Linked DNA regions of Homo sapiens: regions 1 and 3 are each linked to region 2. Evidence: chromatin contacts called from ENCODE Hi-C or POLR2A ChIA-PET data. All regions are on one chromosome and are shown on one strand. The core of a region is the stretch at or near the end of the contact, and the rest is flanking DNA. Distances in the headings are between cores, read along the strand shown.

What was found. A loop is a pair of places that touch in the nucleus more often than their neighbours do. ChIA-PET counts read pairs that join two places held with the same protein, here RNA polymerase II (POLR2A). Pooled maps may share reads with other maps.
Region 1: a map of OCI-LY7 shows a loop between it and region 2 (3-fold over the local background). The contact joins two enhancer-like sites. A Hi-C loop is called at or near these places in 1 of 168 maps with a recorded cell type or tissue (OCI-LY7), 2 of 37 single-sample maps with no recorded cell type and 4 of 50 pooled maps.
Region 3: a map of heart right ventricle shows a loop between it and region 2 (4-fold over the local background). The contact joins two enhancer-like sites. A Hi-C loop is called at or near these places in 2 of 168 maps with a recorded cell type or tissue (heart right ventricle and right cardiac atrium) and 5 of 50 pooled maps. POLR2A ChIA-PET finds 5 or more read pairs at or near these places in 1 of 52 experiments (OCI-LY7).

Annotation. Positions count from the first base shown.
Region 1 is chr5:124,161,572-124,164,360 of GRCh38, reverse strand. All of the region lies in intron 4 of LINC01170 (long intergenic non-protein coding RNA 1170), which reads left to right. Among named protein-coding and RNA genes, the nearest start is that of LINC01170, 280 kb to the left of the region's middle. Within about 2 kb of position 1,425, at least 5 of the 41 ENCODE cell types and tissues checked have a DNase peak (open chromatin) inside an H3K27ac peak, as active enhancers do; they include OCI-LY7, where a contact is called at or near this core.
Region 2 is chr5:124,654,076-124,656,818 of GRCh38, reverse strand. The region is part of intron 3 of ZNF608 (zinc finger protein 608); the gene reads left to right. Among named protein-coding and RNA genes, the nearest start is that of ZNF608, 91 kb to the left of the region's middle. Within about 2 kb of position 1,383, at least 19 of the 41 ENCODE cell types and tissues checked have a DNase peak (open chromatin) inside an H3K27ac peak, as active enhancers do; they include OCI-LY7, where a contact is called at or near this core.
Region 3 is chr5:124,340,867-124,343,566 of GRCh38, reverse strand. The region is part of intron 4 of LINC01170 (long intergenic non-protein coding RNA 1170); the gene reads left to right. Among named protein-coding and RNA genes, the nearest start is that of LINC01170, 96 kb to the left of the region's middle. Within about 2 kb of position 1,351, at least 7 of the 41 ENCODE cell types and tissues checked have a DNase peak (open chromatin) inside an H3K27ac peak, as active enhancers do.

The DNA.
Region 1 (2,789 bases), core at 176-2,675, 490 kb after region 2:
GTGGGTTTTTATTTTCTACATTGAATTCTTACTCTTATCTGATTTCCTGTTAGTTTACTTCTACATTTTCTGTTAGACCATAAGCAGGGCTGTGCATTGCCCAACTCCAGGCAGACCCCTCACATTGTTGTCTATGTGGATGTTGTTCCTGGAGTGAGACAGGGTAAACCTGCCAGCCTCACACAGTGAGCTTGGTAACAGAAGCTCCTGGTAAATGCTGTTATTCCTAGTACCTAAAACAGTGCCTGACACACAGCAGGTGCTCCAAATATATTGCTAGAAAATGAACTCTTAAATTTAATGGTTTCTAGAGGCCTAGGGGAGCTAGAGAATGTATTTTAGCTGTAATCTTTTCCATTTCTATTGCTCTGGTGTGTTCCTCCAAAGAAAACCTATATTTAAAATAGTAAATATGACTAAATTTCTGATATAAATTACAAAGAAAGGAATCAATCATTTACCTGAATTGCTTAAGAAATTGCTTAAGGCTAATATGCTCATGTTACTGATAGTTTAATTTTAATGATTATAGGAAGAATTTTTTAAAAATCTTTTTCATTAACATTTGTATTTGTATATTAATCATAAATAACTAATGTGCTACCAGTATGGGATATTACCCATCTCTATAAATCTTTTGGGATAAGACCACTTTGCTAGGTAGATTAGATTTCACAATAATTTATATGAGTCTTTGAACTGAAAAATATTCCTCATTCTCAAACATTAAATATGCTGATGAGAAGTCATAACACATTTTATTTAAAAGGAAATATAACATTTTCTTCCAAAAATTCAAGCAAACGCAATCATATAGATAAATGAAGAAAATCTGAATTTGTGAACTAAAAATTAAGATGACCAGGATTATAAAATTTAAAATAGATTCTCCATCATATATCATACATTTATTCAGTTTTAGTATAAAGATCCTGCATAGGAAGTATTTAAACACTGCAGGGTTAGGTTTTCCTCACTGTGACTCATCTTTGGACTCAAGGATGAATGTACACGAGAGCTTTGGTCAGATTAGGTGAACGTGGTCTATTTGATTAGTAATTGATCCTGCGTGCATGTCACATTCCCTGGAATTGATAACAACCACAAAAAAGCCAACCCCTTTGCCTTCAAACCCACCTATGAAATAAAAATGCTGCAGCTAGTGTGTTTTTTAAAAATAGACATTTTATTACACTGCAGCGTTTCCTCCTTTTTCTCTGTGGTATCATTTGAAGTCTGTTTTTTAAAACAGAAGTTGAACAAATGAATCCTTCTGTCCTCACTTTCAGTTGTCAGCAGTGCTTCAGTGTGAGATGAAATAAATTGCCAAGCCCTTTCATCTTCTATAATCAGCTCTGCACAGCTGAGTACACCCACAGCCCTGCATGCCGCCTCTGCCAGCGCTGATTCTATGTGGAACAGGAAGTCTTTGTTAGTGCCACATTTCCAACGCTCTACACAGGAGTGGGTTTATTTTGCTTCCCTCCTTCCTTTCTTGCTCCCTTGCCTCTTCCACCTCCTTTCTCCCTGCCTGCACAGCTGACGTGCAGTTCATTTCCTGTAGGAAAGAAGTTTGGGGGGATTGACATTATTTTTTTTAAAAAGATATGTCTGAGGTAGGTTTTTTCCATCCTGCAACACAATCATGCGTATCATTCCTTTAGTCATGTACAAATTGATGAGCATTACAAATGGGAAGTTATTTGGAGAAGTCCTAAACAATGCCTTTACTAGGTCAAGATGTTATTTTATTTTGTTTTGCTTTATTTTATTTTACTTATTTTATTTTATTTTTTAGAGACAGAGTCTCACTCTGTCACCCAGGCTGGAGTGCAGCGGTGCGATCTTGGCTCAGTCTCCCAAGTAGCTGGGATTACAGGCTCATGCCACCACTCGTGGCTAATTTTTGTATTTTTACAAAATTTCACCATGTTGGCCAGGCTAGTCTCCATTTCCTGGCCTCATGTGATCCGCTCGCCTTGGCCTCCCAAAATGCTGGGATTACAGGTGTGAGCCACCATGCCTGGCCCAAATGCTTTATTTTTAAAAGCAGAGAAGCAGCACATTTATAACACCAAGGATATCCACAGAGATTTACTTATCACATTCCAGGTTTTATATTTCTAGCACCCAAACTACGTGGACTTCTATTAGGGAACAAAGCAGGGCATAACAGGTTGGTGTAGGGGCTACAAACAAATATCTGCTAGTTATTGCTAGTTTTCATTGTTCTTGTTTTCTGCCATGAACCCGAGTTCCTTTCAAGATCGTCCTTCCTTTAGTCCATGTACTTCTGGTGGGGCTACCAGTCCCTGATTTCTCCTTTTCTGCATCTTCTTCCTCCTTATCCCCACTACCATCATTCTGCTCTTCATCATAGTTGTCAGCACGGTGGTTATTAGGTGTCAGGTGCTAGTCTTAATGCCTTACATGTATAAACTCAGTTTAATCCGTTTGGCACAGTTTGGCTAAATGATTTGCCTAATGTCACGCAGCTAGTTAAGTGGTGAAAGTGAGATCCAAACCTGGGTATTGTGTCTCCAGACTTCTGTTCTTATCTAGTTCACAATAGTGCTGCTCTAAGGGTGGGCAGATGACTTACTTGTACCCTACCTGCCTGGAAACAAAGATTAGTCCAAGGCTGGGCACATGGTCCAAGAGAAGGGAGATGGTATGGGTAGAAGTTGCACATTTTGTCTTTCTGCAGGCGTTACAAAGCTAGCAGGATGGGACTCTGGGGCTGTTAGGGGACATCATACCCGTCGTGTGCAGAGATGGAGCCTTGATAC
Region 2 (2,743 bases), core at 134-2,633:
TGTGTGTGTGTGTGTGTGTTTAGGGCTTATTCTGTGTATTTAGGGGGAAAATCCTTTCAGATTTTTTTTTTAAAAAAGGATTTCCATAGATTGTATACCAATGACCAAATGTACTTTTGAAAGAGATAAGTACAGTCAAGTAAGAAAGATTATCATGTTTTAAAATGCAGAGTAGAACAGCATTTTTCCATTGCTTTTGTTATTGCTTAAGGTTTCATTTTTTGTTGTCGTTGTATGTGGATTGGGTTTAGATGAACCAAAAACAAGTCTGTGTTCAGATTAACCTCTGGCAAACCAAGAATCGTAACTACCCTCCCATAAACAAACCCTGTTCCTAATGCCCTGAAAATAACACCAAACCCTAATAGGAATGCTCAACTGTCATCTGAGAGGTTATAATTAACGCAGATAGAGTGATGCCAACATATTCCAGCCGCTGACAGAGAAGATCTATCCAAACCAGCAATTTTTAGCCCTTCAGTCCTTTAATCTTTAAGCTCACTGTGCTTTCATAAAGTAGTACATTAACACCAGAGCAGTGTGTCTCTGGGGTTTATGACTGGGGTGGCGGCACACTAGGGCATAAAGTGTTTCATTACACTTCCTTTTGTTAGTACTGCCCTATCTCCCAAGCTCCATTGCCATACACTATTTGTTCAGATAAAGCCCTATGTTCAGGGTGACTAATCGCAGCACTGTGTTCCAGATGGTTTGATTACAGGATGTGTTTAAAGTGACTCTTCAAACATTCAGCCCAGCGGTAGGGCTCTTTAAAAAAAAAACATACTGCATTTTATGGTCATGTGACAACACTTACTTTTCCTGTCCTAGTGCTCTATATATACTTGGCACAGGTAATGGGAAAGTCCCTCTGATTTTTGGCTGGCAGGTATTTTATGAGCAACCTTAGTTGTACATTTTAAATTTTCCCAAATAATTATATTTGAAGAAGGATCTGTCTGAAGGTTATAAGCTCCGAGGCTGGAACAGCGAAGCTTGTGCTATACAAGATTCAGCCTTTACAAAGTACCAGTATTGAATACCACAGAGTGACGACAACATAATAATGGGGGGAGGGAGTCCTGAACAAAGAAATGGTGATAAATCATACCTTGCACAATAGTCACGTTGTGTAAAAATGGAGGGTAATATGATATCTGAAATATATGAATTTTATCCTGTACTCATGAAATCAGCATATTGTGACATTTTGTCACCAATGTTTCACTAGAAAAAAATATATAAAAGGAAAGAAATGTGTAAACTTTCTTTTTTAAAGGCATATGGCATGAATGGGTTACCATTTGGTGTTATTCGAATGAGGTTTCTGTTTTCTGCCTGGATGCACATCAAATGCATCCAGATGTGGTAGTCTGAGAGAGTTCAAAAAAACTTCTGTCTGATTCCAAACTCAGCATTTGCGATGCTTGGCAAAGACTTCTGTCCCGGGGATGAGGCACTTTAAAGACTCTGAAGCAGTCTTTAAACTCAATACAAACAGAATTATGTCAATCCACTGGGAAATCAGGCATTTGCCCCGTTCTTGAGGAAACAGCTTCACAAATACCAGAAATAATAATTCATAAACCACATTTATAACATCTTGGGAGCAAAGCCTCTCCACAGAGAATGTCTATCATCTATAAAACTAGTGGGAGATTATGCTTATTGAAAAAGTATGGTAGTAATAAAAGGAAGTCACTGAGTAGGATTCAGTCTAGACTCTCTCTCTCGTCAGTCCTCGTGTAGTTAGTTCCTAGGTGTTTAATGAATTCTCACTATTAGGTAGCCACTGTGCCGCCAGGGGTTGTGGGTGCAGACACTGCTCCTATTTTCAAGGAGTGTCATCTAGTTGGAAGAGTTAGGCATACTGTGTATACAAGCAGAGTAAAATATTATGGGGGCCATGTATTACGGTAGGACAAATAGCCTTAAGTTCAGACCTGGGAAGTTCTCCTTGTCATTCAGGGTCCCAGATGAAGGAGACTCTGCCACCTTTATCCTGAGGACTTCGAGATCACAATAGCCATTTCCATTGCAGCCAGACAGAAAGGGATGAGAGGTTCTTATGGGCCAGGCCTGGAAGTGGCCCACATTCATCAGTTCTCTCACTTGCTTTCTGTAGGACTCAGTCACATGGCTGCATCGGACTGATAGGGAGGCTGAGAAGGAGTCTAGTTGTGAGCTCAGAAAGGGGAGGGAAACATGGCTCGTACGTTTCCATCAGGGCAAGAACTGTGTATGCAGTGCTGTGGGGATCCAGGAGAGAATGGCTGTCTTTTGGCAGTGTGCCTGGTATGCGTGTGTCTAGGGCAAGGATTCACAGAAGTGAGAACCTTTGCATTTGTCTCCATTTGCTTCTAATTCATTAGGAACTTTAACTTTCCCTAGGGATTTGGACTAAGGCATCTTCAAGGTTTCTTTTAGGGGAATTAAAAATGTGACATGAAGAACGGTTGAAGAAACTTGTCTAGGCTGGAGAGTAAAGAAGACATAGAGGCTGGGTGTGGTGGGTCACACTGTAATCCCAGCATTTTGGGAGGCTGACGGGGGAGGATTGCTTGAGGCCAGGAGTTCAAGACCACCCTGGGCAACATACTGAGAGCCCATCTCATTAAAAAAAAATAGGAAAAAGACAGTGAGCAGGAGGTGGGGAGAATGCCAACATGGTCATTATCCTTGCCTGGATGAAAGGCTGTTGAGTGGATGATGGGTGGACTGCATCTGCAGGGTATCAGGAGGC
Region 3 (2,700 bases), core at 102-2,601, 310 kb after region 2:
AATAACCTTACTCAGGGCAGAGAGAGCTGCTCAAGGTTGGCGTTAACTCTGCATGCGCTGCGCCAGCCAGGGTCCCAGAAAGGGCTGTGCAGACGTTGAAGCAATTCAGGTGGGTTTTCCATTAGGACTAAGGTACACAGAGAGGAAATTTAAAAGGGTCCATCTGGTAAAGGAAATAAACAATTTGTAAAATGGCTGTATGGTATTGAATATACTACCAAGACTCCCTCTGTGACTTACATTTCATCTTCCTTAGAATACATGTGTTTGGGCTTATTAAATCTTGTCTTCACCATAATACTGTATTCTTTTACGTTATTGGGGGAAGGGAAGAAATATTTGTCTGTTCTCTATTAGTCATTTGAACCTAGGTCAATTATTTCAGCCCAAGTACTATAAATACTTTCATTGAAAACTGATTCCTTTTCTCTACTTTCAAGATTATGCTTTACTTTAACACATGCAGAAAAGGATGGATTCATCTCATTCATGGGAAACAGATGAGGAATACATTTTCTGTGAATGCTATTTCAAAAAGTAAGTTAATTTTAAATATTTGTTTCTTAGCTGGCTCCTAGACATGCATTTGGGAGCATGTATGGAGGGCACATGTTTGAGGGTGAGTTAAAGTATTTCAACTGGGCAGTGGGAAAATGATTGTTTTTTTTTTGATGCTTATGACTTGAATATTGTTCTAAACATTTGCTTAATCAGGGCTCTAGAGTGAAGTTGTATTTGAACCTTAGCCAAACTGGAGCATCACATTTCTGTGCTACAGCACTTCGTTCACTAGCGCTCTACCCCATGCTCACCTCCGCCTCCCGCAGCAACAGGCACACGCATACACACATGCATGCACACAGTGCACGCTGGACGTGGGCTCTGACTCTTGAAGCCTTTACTCCTAAAGGTCATTTTTTCATTCTTTTCTTGACCCCAAGCCTGGAATTGCTGCTAGAAATCTACCCACAGAATCCAGAGATTTTACAGACATAGAATTAGAAAATAAAGGCATGCCAAACTATGTTTCTAAAAAATGTCCAGAACTGAATTAAGGCCACATAGTAATTTTTTTTTATTGGCATACTACCAATAGCTTCAAATTGGATTTCCCGAGCCAAGAATGTCCTTAAATGAAATGCAGTGTGCTAGGAAGGCTTTTAAGACCTTTTCACCTCAAAGTGCAAACCTCTGAATGGGGCCCAAGAAAGCAAAGTCTAGATTTGGCATGCCACTTAAACCATGATTAGTAGAGAGTATCAGCATACTAGAAATAGCTGTGTTTGTGAACCTCCTGTTCTTCAGCTCTTGACTGCCAGCCAAGCCCCAAATCAATCCCAGAGAATGAAAACTAAGATAATAATGAGAAAATGGACTTTTCATGCCAAAAACTCAGGAAAGCCTCTTATTCTCCATATGTTGACTTTAGAGCACATAACACAGAGAGCAGTGCCCCTGGCCTGCTGGTCCTGTCTTCAAGACAGTTTGCCATGGCACTATAGACATATTCTCCCTACTGTTCAGGTCTCAGTTTCCTTATCAGGAACCTGGGAGCAATTGTGCTAATGTCCTCATGTGGAGCATAACACATTTCTTATACCTATATACTGGTGGATATTTTGGGGAATAACGGTTTTTTTTTTTTAGTAGATATTAAGCCTCACTCCAGCTCTGAGTTAGTATGCGGCAGAATTGATTTTTTTCTTTCCTTTGAAATATGTCCTTGTGCATTACTTGACAAGCTGTTGTGAAATGCTTAGAAAGCTCTCTTTTGTTTTGAGGCTGTACTTGCTTGGGTCTGCATCTGAACTGGGTGGGGATGGACGCACTTAACTTTTCCTTCCTACATAGCTGGGTGGGCGTTTACTGGCTGCTGCTATTTGTTATGAAGAATCAGCCATAAATCAGTACTCATTTTCCATTTTTTTCTTATTGATGAAATTGCTGTAGGAAAATGGCTTGTCTCCCAAGCTCCTGGAGCTCTGCAGGACTGAAAGCTGCGTACAATAAAAGTTGTTTTGACAGAAAACTGACCAAACGTGACAATGGACAGAGGGGAAACACAGAAGGGCGGGGAAGGAGGTGTACTTGCTTGTCTGTTTTGAGCCAAGGAGCTCTCTCTCTTTTTTTCTTTGTTAAATTACTTTTTCATATGAAGGACACAAAGGGAATGGCTCCTACTGGCAGCCAGAAGGCAGAAAACAAACCCTTTGAAATTTCTAATTTGTTTATAGATGGTCCTCCAGGAGCCACTGGAAAATAATTTTGTCTGCCAGAGACAGCGAACAGCTACCCGAGGGTGTTGTGCTGAAAAAAATGACTCTCTAGTTTTGGTCTTTGAATGTCTTATTGTTCAACACTCAGTAGTTGTTCTGAAATCAGTCATCTGATTTCAAATGACTGATTTCAGAGAAAGAAAATGAAAGAAAAATCTCTTCCCTATCCTCTGGCCTGAGTTTCTAGGAAAGGTGCTTAAAAATTTTTTTATTTTGATGTGAGTTTAAACTGTGTGTTGATTAATTTTTGAACGACACAAAGGTTTGTTAATCTTGCTTCCTAACATGTCTTTTTCTCTCTGGGGGAGGATGTTAATTTTCATGGATACTTTCTGGACCAGTCACTTCGCACAGTTCAAAAGATGCTGTCTTCTCTCTGGGATATGCTATCAAGGTGAACTGCTTTTCTTGATAATGCCATAGA